Linked DNA regions of Homo sapiens: region 2 is linked to region 1. A link is an interaction called in ENCODE POLR2A ChIA-PET data of the cell type or tissue named here. Cell type or tissue: GM12878. All regions are shown on one strand. Each heading gives the region's core, and the rest is flanking DNA. Links, peaks and the distances in the headings are about the cores only.

Region 1 (8,664 bases), core at 2,104-7,103:
AGTTACTTTCTCTATCAGTTCTTGTTTCTCAGCACGTAGACAAGTTTCAGCCTCTCTCATCTGCTCTTTGATCATTCTGGCCATGTGCAGATTCTGGGAAGTGTGACATTATCAGGAATGTTCTTTAATATTTTCCAACTCAGCTCTCATTTAAGCCGAAAATGTCTAAAAAGCCTTTGCATAGATCATAAAAAGTGTCAAATTGTGTCTATGAACAGTGTTCATTGCATCTTTTTTGGAGTAAACTTTTTATTTTAGAATACTTTTAGACTTACTGGCAAGTCGGGAAGGTGGATACACAGAGTGCCTCTATACCCCACACCCAGTTTCCCCTGTTGTTACCATCTGACATTAGTATAGTACATGTGTCCTAATTTACGAACCAATACTGATGCATTATTAACTAAAGTCCTGATTTTGTTCAGATTTGTTTTTTACCTAGTGGCCTTTTTCTTTTCCTGGATCCTGTTGAAGTTTGCAGAGGTAGAAGTAAGTCTGTAGGGTTTTTAGGGAAGTTTATACCAAATCAGTCTTCTTAGCCCTTTAGGCCTACAGAAACGGTTCTCGAGATCCCCAGGGTCCAAATGAATGGTTACCTACAGAACGTGCCTTCTTCCCTTCCTCAACAGTATATGTCAGTGGCTGAAGGTCGCTGGCACCGTTGCTGTGAGGCCCTCTTTCTACAGCCAGGGGTCTCTGGGGTTCAGGTAGCTGATCCCAATCTTTCCTGCTCCTGGCCTGGAAGTGGGAGTAGGTAGTGCTAGGCTCCACTGGCCCTAGACTTTCCAGTTCCGACAGACCTCTCTGCTTCTGTTCATATATTTACCTTCTCCCTCCCTCCAGAGAAAGAACCTGATTGCTCTAAGGCAGTGGGTCTCAAACTCTACTGGCCATTAGAATCACCTGGCAAGCTTGTTAAAACACAAAGTGCTATGCCTTACCCCTAGAGTTTCTGATTCAGTAGGTCTGGGATGGGGCCTGATAATTTGCATTTCTGACAAGTTTCCAGGAGCTGCTTCTGCTGGCCTCAGACCACATTTTGAGAACCACCATTCCAAGCCAATCAGTTTATGGCATTACCCTGCTAACTGTTAGTGGTCTAGAGGTGGGCAGGTGACCTGCACCAGCCAAATCTGGTGGTTGAAAGCCCTGGTTGTACCGTAGAATCACTTGGGAGCTTCTGAAAAATGACTCTCAGCTGGGCCCCACCCCAGATTAATAAATTAATATTTTTGAAGATAAAGCCTTAGGTATCTGCAGTTTGAAAAGAAAAAATAATGCTACATAATACGTTATTAAATAAACAAAATAAAAATAAAATAATAGCAATAAACAAATACAGTCATGCCTTACTTAACAAAGGGGATACGTTTGGAGAAATGCATCACTAAGCAATTTCCTTGTTGAGAACATCATAGAGTGCACTTACACAAACCTAGATGACATAGCCCACTATACCCCAGGCTCTGTGGTATGGCCTATAGCTCCTAGCCTACCAACCTGTACAACATATTACTGTAATGAATACTGTAGGCAACTGTAACACGATAGTATTTGTGTATCTAAACATCTCTAAACAGAGAAAAGGTACAGTTACAATACAGTACTGTATTATAATCTTATGGGACCACCATCCTACATGTGGTTCATTGTTGACCAAAATGTCATTATGCAGAGCATGACTGTAATGAATACAGCTCTAGCACTTTGGTGACTTCAATGTGCAACAGTACTGAGAACTACTGGCCTGCTTGAACTGAAGAGAATTGATATTAAAGGGAGAGGTCTCTCTCTTTCTTTCTCTTTCTTGCTGCACATGAAGAAAGGAAACAGGCAGCCCAGTGGCCTCTGGCAGCCGTCACATCCCCATGAAGGGAGCCAGTCTCAGGATGCAGCCGACATGGAGGAAGGCAGAGCAGAGTACTGAAAGAACTTGGGACCTTGGTGACATTACTGAGCTGCCTTATCTTACTGTCCCTGGAGCCTGTCCTACCTCTGGACTTCCAGTTATGTGAGATAATACATTTCCTTATTTGTAAAGCCAAATTAAGTCACAGCTTTCAGCTACTAGCAATCAAAAGCATTCTAACAGATAACACGAAAGAAATCTGTGGTCATCCCATAGCCATAATGAACAGTCCCTACCCTTAAAGACACTTTGCCTGGGTGTCTTGCGTTCTGCACATTCCGGAGGACCAGCTTCCTCATCAGAAGTCTGACTCCATGGAAACCAGATGGGGCAACGGGGTGGTTCTAGTGCAGACTGTAGCTGCAGCTCCTCTCCACCTCTAGCCTGCTCATTTCCAGCTCAGAAATTCTACTAATGGCGTTTTTTCTTCCTGAAAAAGGAAATGAACAGGGTAAGACCTGACATTTTACCTTATAGTTAAAATCAATAGTTTTCTTCTTTTACCTAAGCAAACAATCACATAATAGTCAATTTGGAGGTTACAATTGTATTATTCACAAATGGTTTCCTTAAATTGCAAATTTGTCTTCAGACAATGCCTTTCTTAATATTTATAATAGGAAAATGTTTGTAGAACATAAATAACACTGGAAGCTAGTTGGAACAAAGTAAATGTCCAGCCAATGTTTTATTGTATGCATCTAGTATAATGGGTTATGAGATGGAATATAAAGTAAGAGTCCGTGTGTGTGAGACAGAGAGAGAGACGTGCCAAGATGTTATTAATGGTTGTTTCTGAGTAAGTGGGAATATGGACCTTCTTATGTTCTGTTGTTTGTGTTTCTAATATTTTTCTAATGGGCACATATTGCTTTTGTTGAAAGAAAGAAAAAGAACTTTTTTAAGGATATGAGATTGTTTTGCCACTTAAAAATAATCTTTCACTCCTCCATGGGCTGGCCATTGGCTTGTTTGAGCTAAGTACCATTCCCAGCATCCTGCGCACTGCTTTGCTTGAGGTGGCTGAAATCCTGTGAACTACATTTCCCAGATTCCCTTGCCAGCTGGCCCACTTAGATGCTCCAATGGGAAGCACTGGTGGGAAGCTGCATGAAATGAGAGACCCATTTTTCTTGTTGTTGTTGTTGTTGTTTTGTTTTGTTCTTTGTTTTTAGGCTCTGGCAAGGGGTGCCGCAGTGACTTGCAGCTGCAGGGGCTCCAGTAGCCTTTAGCAGTTCCAGCAACCGCATCGGTGTCAGGCAGTGGCCAGCTCCAGCAGCATCAGCAGCTTCCTGCACTGTCAGATGCCAGACACTCCTGGGCTCTGATAACATCACCCCCTCCCTGGTATTCCTCCTGCCTTTCAAGTGGTAGTGATTTCCTGCAGATACTTATCTCTAGGTTAGCACATCTTCCCCTTTTGGTTCCTCCAAATTTCCCAACACTGCTAAGACTGATTTCTTATGTTAAATTCCTTCTATTTAAAAATACTAGAATGAGGCCGGGCGTGGTGGCTCATGCCTGTAATCTCAGCACTTTGGGAGGCCGAGGCGGGCAGATCACGTGAGGTCAGGAGTTTGAGACCAGCCTGGCCAACATGGTGAAACCCTGTCTCGGCCGGGCGCGGTGGCTCATGCCTGTAATCCCAGCACTTTGGGAGGCTGAGGTGGGCGGATCACGAGGTCATGAGATCGAGACCATCCTGGCTAACACGGTGAAACCCCGTCTCCACTGAAAACACACACACAAAAATTCTCCGGGCGTGGTGGCGGGCGCCTGTAGTCCCAGCTACTCCGGAGGCTGAGGCAGGAGAATGGCGTGAGCCCGGGAAGCGGAGCTTGCAGTGAGCTGAGATCGCACCACTGCACTCCAGCCTGGGCGACAGAGCAAGACTCCGTCTCAAAAAACAAACAAACAAAAAGAAACCCTGTCTCTACTAAAAATACAAAAATTAGCCGGGCATGGTGGCCCATGCCTGTAATCCCAGCTACTTGAGAGGCTGAGGTAGGAGACTCTCTTGAACCCAGGAGGCAGAGGTTGCAGCGAGCTGAGATCGTGCCATTGCACTCCAGCCTGGGCAACAAGAGCAAAACTCCATCTCAAAACAAAACAAAAGACATACTAGAATGATGTCTGTTTTCCCAACTGGACACTAACTGATATGCTCTCATATCCTCAATTTCTACATCAAAGTCACGAGCAAATCTTGTCAGTTCTACTGCCAAATTTAACTCCAACCTCTCCTCTTCCTCTTCTGTCCACAGCTATCACCAGTTCTGATCACCATCATTTCTCACTGCAACAGCCTTCTCTCAGATATCCCTACTTCTGCAGTTGCACCACGTCAATCCATTCTCTACATGGAAGCCACAGCCTTCTTCCTACAGGTTGGTGCAAAAGTAATTGCTGTTTTTGCCATTGAAAGTAATGGCGGCCGGGCGCGGTGGCTCACGCCTGTAATCCCAGCACTTTGGGAGGCCGAGGCGGGCGGATCCTGAGGTCAGGAGATCGAGACCATCCTGGCTAACACGGTGAAACCCTGTCTCTACTAAAAATACCAAAAAAATTAGCTGGGCGTGGTGGCGGGTACCTGTAGTCCCAGCTACTCAGGAAGCTGAGACAGGAGAATGGCGTGAACCCGGGAGGCGGAGGTTGCAGTGAGCCAAGATCGTGCCACTGCACTCCAGCCTGGGCGACAGAGCAAGACTCTGTCTCAAAAAAAAAAAAAGAAAAGAAAAGAAAAGAAAAAAAGAAAGTAATGGCAAAAACAGCAACTACTTTTGCACCAACCTAATAGGATGTCAGCATTGTCCATCTCAGCTCCTTGTTTATTTCCTACATAGTCCCTACTAAAACTTGACATTTTTGTTTGTCTGTTTGTTTAAATGGGTGTTTTATGTCTCTCTCCCATAGGAGTATGAGGGCAGGGACCTGTTCACCACAGTATTTCCAGTGCCCAGCACAGTGCCTGACACAAATCAGCTGTTCACTATATGCTAAATGAATACTCTGCATATTTAACTGTTTCCATATTCATGCATAGAAATGAAGAAAATTTGATTTAATTTCAGTAAAGTCTGTACTGTTAGATGCTTCGATTGCTGTGTTTCTCTAGAGAATAAGCCACAGGTTAATTAAAATCTTAAAAAGCAGGAATAAAAAAATAAACATTTTTGGAAAATAGACCAAGTGGATAAAAGATAAATAAAAAGCTGAAAACATTTTCTGAAGATGTCATAGCAAAATTTTCTACCAAGTCTAATTTGGCATAAATCCAAATTCTTCTGTTGACAAATTTGCTTTGACCTAAATTGATTTAACTCTATTAGCTAAAGTTGATGCAGTTCTCTAAACCGGTTTCTAAGTCACTTTTAAGGCTCTGTGAAGGACAACCAGAGATTTTCACTTACAATCAGATCAAGTTCTAGAAGCAGTTTTAGCTGTTGCTTTCTTCAGTTAGGCATCTGTTCCATTCATTCAGACAACAAATGTTTTCTTTCATTCTTTCCGTGTGCCAGGCACCGTACTCAGTGCCAGATGCACACACAAAGAAGACAGACAAGATCCCTGTGCTTCTGAGGACCACATGCAAAAGAAAGACAATAAACAAGGAAGTACATGAATGAGCACAACAATTTCAAGTTGTGATTGAATGCTGTGAGAAAGTGAAACAGCTAAATGCAATAGGTGTGGAGGGGTACCACCAAGTCTGTAGTGGGAGAAACTGCCTGAGAAGGCAACACTTGCCATGAGGCCAGAGTTACCAGGAGGAGCCAGCAGGGCCACGTTGAGACTTTAAAGGTCTTACATGCACATGAATGTTCATTGCAACACTATTCACAACAGCAAGGACATGGAATCAACCTAATTGCCCATCAATGACAGATTGGATAAAGAAAATGTGGTACCTATATACCATGGAATACTATGCAGCCATAAAAAAGAACAAGATCATGTATTTTGTGGGAACGTGGTTGGAGCTGAAGGCTATTATCCTTAGCAAACTAATGCAGCAACAGGAAACGAAATACCACATGTTCTCACTTATAAGTGGGAGCTAAATGATAAGAACTTACGAACACAAGAAGGAAACAACAGACACGGGTCTACTTGATGGGGGAGTGTGGGAGAAGGGAGAGGAGGAGAAAAGATAACTATTGGGTACTGGGCTTAATACCTGGGCGAGGACATAATATGTACAACAAATTCCTGTGACATGTGTTTACCTATGTAAAAAAACTTTCACATGTACCTCTAAACCTAAAATAAAAGTGTAAAACAATTATTTTTAAAGAGAGACTTTAGAGGTCTTAAACATGGTGATATTATAGTGTCTTCTCTCTCTTCTAACTCAAGTAATTAAAAATAAAAATAATCAACCAAGCCTTAAAATAAATGCAAACAGCTGTGCGTGGTGGCTCACACCTGTACTCCCAGCACTTTGGGAGGCCGAGGCTGGTGGATCATTTGAGGTCAGGAGTTTAAGACCAGGCTGGCCAACATGGTGAAACCCCATCTCTACTAAAAATACAAAAATTAGCCAGGCACAGTGGTGTAGCAGGACAACCCGCAGACAAAACTCCTCAGACACCAAGTTAAAGAAGGAAGGCGTTTATTGGGCCGGGGCTCAAGAGCCGAGTTCTCCGAGTGAGCAATTCCTGTCCCTTTTAAGGGCTCACAACTCTAAGGGGGTGCACGTGAGAGGGTCATGATCGATTGAGCAAGCAGGGAGTACGTGACTGGGGGATGCATGCACTGGTAATTGGATCGGAACAAAACAAGATAGGGATTTTCACAGTGCTTTTCTATACAATGTCTGTAATCTATAGATAACCAATTAGGTCAGGGGTCGATCTTTAACTACCAGGCCCAGGGTGTGGCACCGGGCTGTCTGCTTGTGGATTTCATTTCTGCATTTTAGTTTTTACTTTTTCTTTCTTTGGAGGCAGAAATTGGGCATAAGACAAAATGAGGGGTGGTCTCCTCCTTTAGTGGTGTGCCCCTGTAATCCCAATTACTCAGGAGGCTGAGGCAGGAGAATCGCTTGAGCCTGGGAGGCAGAGGTTGTAGTGAGCCAAGATCGCACCACTGCACTCCAGTCTGGGTGACAGAGTGAGACCCTATTTCAAAAAAAGAAAAAAAAAAAATTTCAAACAAGGTCAACACAATTCTGCTTTCTTCCCAATGGCAACTACTTGAATACTTTTATGATAATATCTAAAAACTCTTCTAAAATTATTTTCTTGTTTTAGGTCCCTGCTGATTCTCCAAATATGTGTCTAATCTGTTTACTGAGTTCCATAGCACTTGGAGCCATCCATGCAAAAATCTGTAGAAGAGCATTCCAGGAAGAGGGAAGAGCAAATGCAAAGACGGGCGTGAGAGCTTGGTGCATACAGCCATGGGCCAAATAAAGTTTCCTTGGAATAGCCATGCCTGTTCTTTCACATGTCATCTGTGGCTACTTTCACACTTGCATGACCCTGAGAGTGACTGATTGCCTTAAACTTTGTTTCTTTTATGGCCTCACTAGTGTAGCCAATCGCTGCCGCACAACAGCACAGCAGACACGGTATCAGGCAAAACCTAAAATATGTGGTCCATTACAGAAAAAATTTGCTGACCCCTGGGCTTGCTTATTTGTTTATTTATGAAGTGAGATTAGGAGCCATTGGAGACTTTTTAGCTGTGGAGGATGCAGGACTTCATTTTTATTGTTTAAAAGGTGGCGTTGGCCGTGGTGTAGAGAATGGATTTGGGGGTAAGGCACCACAGAGGCAAAGAGAACAGGATGATGCTTTGGTGCTAGCTGCTGGGGCTTGGAGTTGGGTGAGAGCTGTAAGCATCAAATCTTCTGAAGGGATCAACCCTCATGTAGTTACAACACGGGCTCATTTTTCTCTTGAAAGGGCTCTAAGAGTCCTTCACACAGTGTCCATCCAGCTCTTCTCAGTAGAGGGCTCACTCCCACAGGACTGCTGCCACTTTGCAAGCAATTGGTTGTCACCTATACTTCTGATCAACTGGCTATAAACCGGGGTTCCCACCACCCACTCCTCCAGTTTGATTAATTTGCTAGGATGGCTCACAGAACTCAATGAAGCACATTTCGTGAATAGCCAGATGAAGAGGTGGATGGGGCAGGGTATGGGGGAGGTGCTACCGAGCTCCCAAGTGCTCTCCAGGAACACCACCCTCCCAGCACCTATGCATGTTCAGTGACCCGGAAGCTCACTGAGGATTGTTCAAGAGTTTTTACAGAGCTTAATCTCTATCGCCCCTCTCCCTTTCCTGGAAGCTGGAGGGTGGGGCTGAAATATCCTACTCTCTAATCCTCTCCACACTTGGTCTTTCTGGTGACTGGCCCCACCCTGACTTATCTCATCAGCATAAACTCAGGTATGATCAAAAGGGGCCCATTATGAATAACAAAAGATGCTCTTATCACTCAAGAAATTCCAAGGGTTTTAGGAGCCTATAGCAGGTACTGGGGACAAGGATCAAATATATATACTTTTTCTTTTTACTTGGTATAATTAAGCAACTTTTATTTGGTGTTCTGTAAGAATTTATTTCTTATTATGCCACAAATACCTTTTGAGTCTTCCCATTGATTAGCCCTCTTATTTTAGAGGCCTTTGACAGTGTTTCTGCCAACTTTAGGCCTTAGGAAAAGCCTCTGAAACTTAAACTTTGGTATCCCATTCAGGTACCAGATGTCTTGAAAAGCCCCCTAGAGCCTCTGTAAGCCCTCA
Region 2 (6,844 bases), core at 165-5,164, 52 kb after region 1:
CAGGATGAAGCAGCAGTTTCTCCAGCAGCCTGCCATTTCTGAAGCATCTCCTCCACTGAGTCCTTTCTCTACTTGCTGCTTCTTCTTAATCTTCTGCTAGCAGATGCCTTTCTATGCCTCCATTCATATCCTCTTCTACTGAAGTCATTACTTGCTTCATAGTGTCTGCTCACTGCCTTCTTTCCACGTCTCTCAGTTTCTGTGTCAACACTGGACTGCTGTCTATCAGTTGTCTGCTTTTCTCTAACTCTCTGTTCATCTCTGTCCCTAGTTCAAATCCCCCAAGAGTGGCTTTGACTGGTTCAGAAAGTCCCTATCCAGTGCCACCTTAGGCCACCTCCTAGGGGCTAAAAGCCTAAAGCAGTGTGTCTTTTGGTCAGTTGTTAATTCCTGGTTCAACCATTCGTCGCCAAAATGGTGGGGGAAGTGGATATCGAAGGCTAGAGAATTCCCTGTGGTCCCTTTTCCCCAAAAGGAGGCAGTGGGCCTGGAAGCTACTTTGTCTTAATGATGTTTCAAGTAGTATCCCCCAGTGAGCTAATGGTTTAAAACTTCCTTTTCTGAGTACAGATTCCTTCTAGAAGGGTTTTTATCTTTAATATTAGCTCAATTTAGAGCAACAACTACTTGTGGTACTAACCCTGAAAGCAGCACATGCTGGTTGCTTACTGACGAAAAATCAAAGGTAAAGACAGAAAATACCGGCTTAACAAGGCTTTGATAAACTGAAAAAGCCTAAAATTATTTCCGTGAACTCTGCTAACAGTAGCCAGTTAGTTCCTGCTCTTCATTCGTATTCATTCATTCATCACCACCTAGTTAGTAGGTATTCTTCTAGTGTGAAGAAGAAGCTGCTTAAGACAGAAATCCTACCCTCAAGGAGCTGACTCCCCAAGACAGGAGAAAGCAGGTACATCTTTCTTCTCATCTCTCTCTTCCCCAGTTCAACTCTCTCTTTCCTCCCTTCCCCTTTACTTCATGAATTTTTTTTGTAAATATGCCCATTCATAGTCAGTTCCTTCCTTGCCTGTGTTTCCTTTATTTATTTTTTTTATGTTTTAGAAACAGAGTCTCACTCTGTCACCCAGGCTGGAGATTCATCATAGCTTAATGCAGCCTTGAACTCCTGGGCTCAAGTGATTCTCCTTCCTCAGCCCCTGGAGTCGTTAGGACTATAGGCACATGCCACCATGCCCAGCTAATTAAAAAAACTTTTTTTTGTAAAGATATGGGTCTCACTATGTTGCCCAGGCTGTTCGAGTTGTCTCAAACTCCTGACCTCAAGCAATCAGTCCTGCCTTGGCCTCCCAAAGGGCTGAGACGAGAGGCATAAGCAACCCCACCCAGCTGCCTGTCCTTCCTTACTGTGTTGTCAAGGATTCATAGGAGCCCTCACAGACTCTGCCTTACCAAACATGTAAAAAGTAAACGTGGCTGGAAGAACACACACCAAAAGATCAACAGCGATTACTCCGGGGAGGTAAGCAGGATGGGGCAGGAAGTGGATGGTTTTTAATTTACATACCTTTATAGTGTTGGAATTTTTTTTTCTTTTCTTTTTGAGACAGAGTTTTGCTCTTGTTGCCCAGGCTGGAGTGCAATGGCTTGATCTTGGCTCACCACAGCCTCCGCCTCCCAGATTCAAGTGATTCTCCTGCCTCAGCCTCCCGAGTAGCTGGGATTACAGGCATGCACCAACACGGATGGCTAATTTTTTGTATTTTTAGTAAAGACGGGGTTTCACCATGTTGGCCAGGCTGGTCTCGAATGTCCGACCTCAAGTGAACCGCCCGCCTCAGCCTCCCAAAGTGCTGGGATTACAGGCGTGAGCCACTGCGCCCGGCCAGTGTTTGAATTTTTATAAGCTTTTGTTTAGAGATTACTTATTATACTAGAAAAGTAAGTTAGAAGTAAACATTTTCTATTAAAAAAATGAAAAGAAATGAGAAGGAATGAACAACTGTGAACAAATGAAGTGGGTAAAATTTTCCACGGCCCTACCTCAAGGTTACTTTGGTTTCTTTTTTGTTTTTTGACAATCACTAAGGAAGCTCTGTGGAGTGAAGGAGGAACATCATCATCTGCAAGTGACTCAGAAAAAATCTCTTTTGTCCTTTAGATTTGTTTAATTCATGTAGATTGCTTTCTTATTCTTGAAATTCAAGTGACCGTATTCTTACTTTACTATAGAAAAGCAATTGACATGATAAAAATAAGCAAGCCATTTGGGACGTTGAGATTTTCGAGGTAGGTAATGGAAAATTTGGCGGTGAGGGGTCAACAAGGGATGATTTTTCCTAGACGTGTGAGCTTCCTGTAATGTGGAATGTGTACGTGTGAAATCACCAGTCTCTATATTTGCAATAACTTAATAACATGACGGTTCCTCCACCCGTCCTCTTTCCCCACACTGAGTTCCAGTTTCACACTGGGATACTCATTGTGAAGCTTTACAAAGAAAGGAGGAAGTAAACCTACCAACAAGGCAGCAATGTGTTTCAAATGCCACATTCTTAACAGATGAAGGTTTTTTTCATCACACTGATTAGCAATGCCACATGAGTCAAAGTGGATGGTCCAAATCTTGTATTTAATTTTCTTCTCGTGTCCTGGGCCTTTCAAATTTATTAATTATTGTTTACAAGGCCTTGCCTTGCTGGCGTACATTTAGCAGACACTACAATCTTAGCAAGGGTCAGCTTTATCTTGCTGCAGGGTTGCACCTGCTCCCTCAACTGAACTAAAAAGGAAGTAAAAATGTGGTATTTAAGTGGCCACAGCCTTTTGTCTGATGCAGGAAAGCAACGAGAGCTTCTGTTTCTTCACCGTTGTTCATGCTAAAGGGTCTCCAAGTGTATAACACTTAGAGGAATTAGTTTCCTGCTCCCTAAAAGCAAAGAGGTCCGCAGAGAAGAGACAGCAGCTGGCCAGTGAGTCCCAGTAATTCCCAGCAGCACACCAGGGTCTAACAGAGGAGACTACTGTGTTTGAGGAAACTGACGGGATCTAGAGAGAAACCAATGCTTAATGTTTGTCTATCATTCCTCCTAAAAATTAGGTAAGAGCAAAAATAGGCAAATTGCTGCTTGAGGAATAACTAATTTAGTAATAGTTCAGAATAATGCATTGCATTGCCCTTAGATTCAAAGTGGTGTTTTAAGTGACATTCTATTAGCAGAGCCTGCCAGCTGACAAAACTTAGGTAGTATTTGGCTCCCTAAGAGAAGGCAAACCATGAGCATGTGGATTTTGTTTTGTTTGGTTTTGTTTTTTTGAAGACGGAATCTCGCTGTGTTGCCCAGGCTGGAGTTCAGTGGCGCCGTCTTGGCTCACTGCAACCTCCGCCTCCTGGGTTCAAGTGATTCTCCTGCCTCAGCCTCCCAAGTAGCTGAGATTACAGGCTCGTACAACCATGTCCAGCTAATTTTTTTTTGTATTTTTAGTAGAGACAGGGTTTCACCATGTTGGCTAGACTGGTCTCCAACTCCTGACCTCGGGTGATTCACCTGCCTCAGCCTCCCAAAGTGCTGGGATTACAGGCGTGAGCCACCACGCCCTGCTGCATGTGGATATTTTAATTAAAGTTGAATACAGAACTCATTGTGCTTGATATTGAACTTCCTGGGACTACCGTGGCCCACTACTTGAATCTTAGTCCTGACATTGTTAAATGCAAGCAGCTCGGGAGAATGTGGTGGCTTGCTTCAGAGAAAGAAAAAAAGCACTTCTGACAAAATCCCAGAAGCTAAGGTTATTCACGGTTATAAAAGCAGTAACAAAAGTTTTGAATGTTGGTTCTACTGTTTACAATTTTAGAAAAATGTTGTTCGCCTGTCCTTTGATTTTATGAGGCAATTTTGAAAAACATCAATCAAAGAACTGCTCTGAATCTCCAGGTGTGAAAACAGGGGATGACAGGAAATCCAGATGGTCAAATTATGGGCAGAGGTTTTATATTTGTGATTGGTAGAGAGAAGGAGGCCTGTGTCTGAGGCACAACAGATGGGAAACAACCAACTTCATCACTTAAAGAATTATCCTCACTCTCACCCCACAATCTGGAAACAAGTGACAGTGTTGCTCTGCGTAAAGATAGCAGACCTCTTCCAGATTAGGGGGACTTAACAGAGCCGTTTAATTACTTTTTGGGTTAAGAAGTTGCCATCATTATCTCCATTAGTTAATAAGAGACTTACTGCCAGTGACTAAAAAGAAGTAATTACTATTATAATTTTTTAAAATTACACATACATTTCACAATTCTTTTTTTTTTTTTTTTTTTTTTTTTGAGATGGAGTCTCACTCTGTCACCCAGGCTGAAGTGCAGTAGCACAATTTTGGCTCACTGCAAGCTCTGCCTCCCAGGTTCATGACATTCTCCTGGAGAAGAGGAATATGGTATCAAACATCAAAATTTACTAAAGCGGCCAGTCTAGCAGATCATTCAGTCTTTGGAATTCCTTTTATTTATCTTTGAGTTCAAAATTCTGACCTATGTTTGTCTCAATTTAGATTACTGCTAAAATGGAGAAAAAATATGGCACCCATGAAGCCGCTGAATTAAAAGAAAGCATAAACTAACCTTTAAAAATAGTTTGAATTAAGCTTCTTTGGAAAGGGAGATTATAAGATTGGCTAATGCTCAAAAATGGTAATTTTCCTTTGTTTAACTTAAAGTAATAATTTATCTCAAAATAACATCACAGTTACTTGTAAAGATGATGGTATCTGGCTTTTCATTTGGAAGTGTTTTCCAGAAAGCAACTCAGGAATGTACAAAGTTAAACCTATATACACACCAGGTGTATGCGGTCAGGGGTACGCTTTGTTTACCTGTAACTGATTTTAACTTCTTTTAAAGTTAAAATTGAATTGCTCTTCTTTTAAAGAAAAATGTGCATCACTTTCATTTCAGTGGAGTTTTTTGTTTAACTCAAATAAAAAAGATAACAAAGAACTAATAGCCATATTCAATTGTTTAAAATCTTACAAATTAATGAAAAGATAAACAAGAAAAAAATTATGTCAAAGGACATAAATAATTTTGAAATGGCCAATAATCATTTGAAACAACATTAAACTTCATTAAGAATCTAAGGAGTACAAATTATAACAAGTATAAGATGTCATTTTTCACTAGAGCAATTGGAAAGAAAAATTTTAAATACTTAATGTTGGGGAATGTATATAAAAATAAGTGCAAGGATATACACTGCTAGTATAAATGTAGTGTGAGTGCGTGTGTGTATATATACATCTACATATATACCTTCTAAAAGGTATTGATTCAAATTTATTATATATACACATATATTATATAAGTATTATTTATATGAACATATACAAATATATGTATATGTATTTATCTAGATACATAATAAATATTATAAATATATTTATATTTATTTATATTTAGTGGACAATAATCATTTGAAACAATGTTTAGCTTCATTAAGAATCTACGGAAGAATGTTCCTGAAGGTTCTTCATGGAATGAAGAAATGGAATGGACCATGAAGAAATGGTCTTCATGGAATTCCCAGCATACCTCATACCAGAGAGAGAGAATATAACATCCGTTGTTCCCCATTACTATTCTCATTACATTAAGGATGAACAACAACCAGGAAGCGCAAAACTCTGGCAGCCATAAGCATATCTGAATATGTGATTTCTAATATTTATTTCCTATGTGATACACACACACTCACACACACACAGACACAGAGTCATGTGTGTTTTAAAGCCTTAGATGGGTGCATATTCTTTGATTCAATGACTAGATATCTAGAAATTTATTCAGAAATAATCACAGATATGCTCAAAGATATAGCTACAAGGATGCTCATTAGACAGCTATCAAAAACATTATCAAAAACTTGGAGACAGCCTAGATATCCAAAAATAGAGGGTTGCTTAAGTATGTTATAAAACATTTATACAGCAGAACACTACGCGGAGGCAGAGGAATATTTAATGTTTATAATACATTAAATGAAAAGGGAGCCAGGCATAGTGGCATGCACCTGTAATCTCAGCACTTTGGGAGGCTGAGGTGGGAGGGTAGCATAAGCCCAGGAGTTCAAGGTTGCAGTGAGCCACAATTGTGCCACTGCACTCTAGCCTGGGTGACAGAGTGAGATCATGTCTCAAAAAAAGAAAGAAAGAGAGAGAGAGAGAAAGAAAGAAAGAAAGAAAGAAGAAAGAGAAAGAAAGAAAGAAAGAAAGAAAGAAAGAAAGAAAGAAAGAAAGAAAGAAAGAAAGAAAGGAAGAAAGAAAAGGAAAGGGAGATTTCAACACTATTGCATCACTTCAGTTTTGCATTTACACAGTGAAAATTATAGTAAAACAAATCATGCTATTGGTGGTTTATCTCTGGGAACTGGGATTATTGGTGATTTTGATTTTATTCCCATTGTTTACCTGTCTTTTCTATAATTTCATAAAAAAACAGCTTTGTTGAGATGGCATTCACATATCATACAACTATTAATTTTCTTTTTTTTTTTTTTTGACATGGAGTCTTGCTCTATCGCCCAGGCTGGAGTGCAGTGGCGCAATCTCAGCTCACTGCAACCTCCACCTCCCAGGTTCTAGCAGTTCTCCTGCCTCAGCCTCCCAAGTAGCTGAGATTACAGGCGTGCACCACCATGCCTGGCTAATTGTTTTGTATTTTTAGTAGAGATCGGCTTTCACCATGTTGGCCAGGCTGGTTTCAAACTCTTGAACTCAAGTGATCTGCCTACCTCGGCCTCCCAAAGTGCTGGGATTACAGGTGTGAGACACCACACCCGGCTATTACTTTTATAATTAAGAAAAAAAGCAATAAAATTATTCTTACTGA

What was found. Peaks named below come from ENCODE experiments on the same cell type or tissue, not always from the same donor. Only the 100,000 strongest peaks of a DNase experiment are listed, where the experiment ranks them.
Region 2: POLR2A ChIA-PET joins it to region 1 with 13 read pairs; 3 of 35 experiments call an interaction of 5 or more read pairs at or near these places.

Annotation. Positions count from the first base shown.
Region 1 is chr14:33,956,808-33,965,471 of GRCh38, forward strand. LOC102724945 (a long non-coding RNA gene) reads right to left here. Exons shown (of 9, transcript XR_001750942.2): 9 at 2,064-2,339. It overlaps LOC105370446 (a long non-coding RNA gene), which reads left to right and starts at 2,275. Exons shown (of 2, transcript XR_943737.2): 1 at 2,275-2,360; 2 at 7,162-7,342. RefSeq lists an enhancer at 7,098-7,599. In GM12878, for the core only: no CTCF peak of the experiment used is centred there; no DNase peak of the experiment used is centred there.
Region 2 is chr14:34,011,117-34,017,960 of GRCh38, forward strand. The region is part of intron 5 of LOC102724945 (a long non-coding RNA gene); the gene reads right to left. Among named protein-coding and RNA genes, the nearest start is that of EGLN3-AS1, 25 kb to the right of the region's middle. RefSeq lists an enhancer at 2,859-3,028. In GM12878, for the core only: no CTCF peak of the experiment used is centred there; a DNase peak (open chromatin) is centred at 2,585; H3K4me3 peaks cover 1,157 bases; H3K27ac peaks cover 2,248 bases.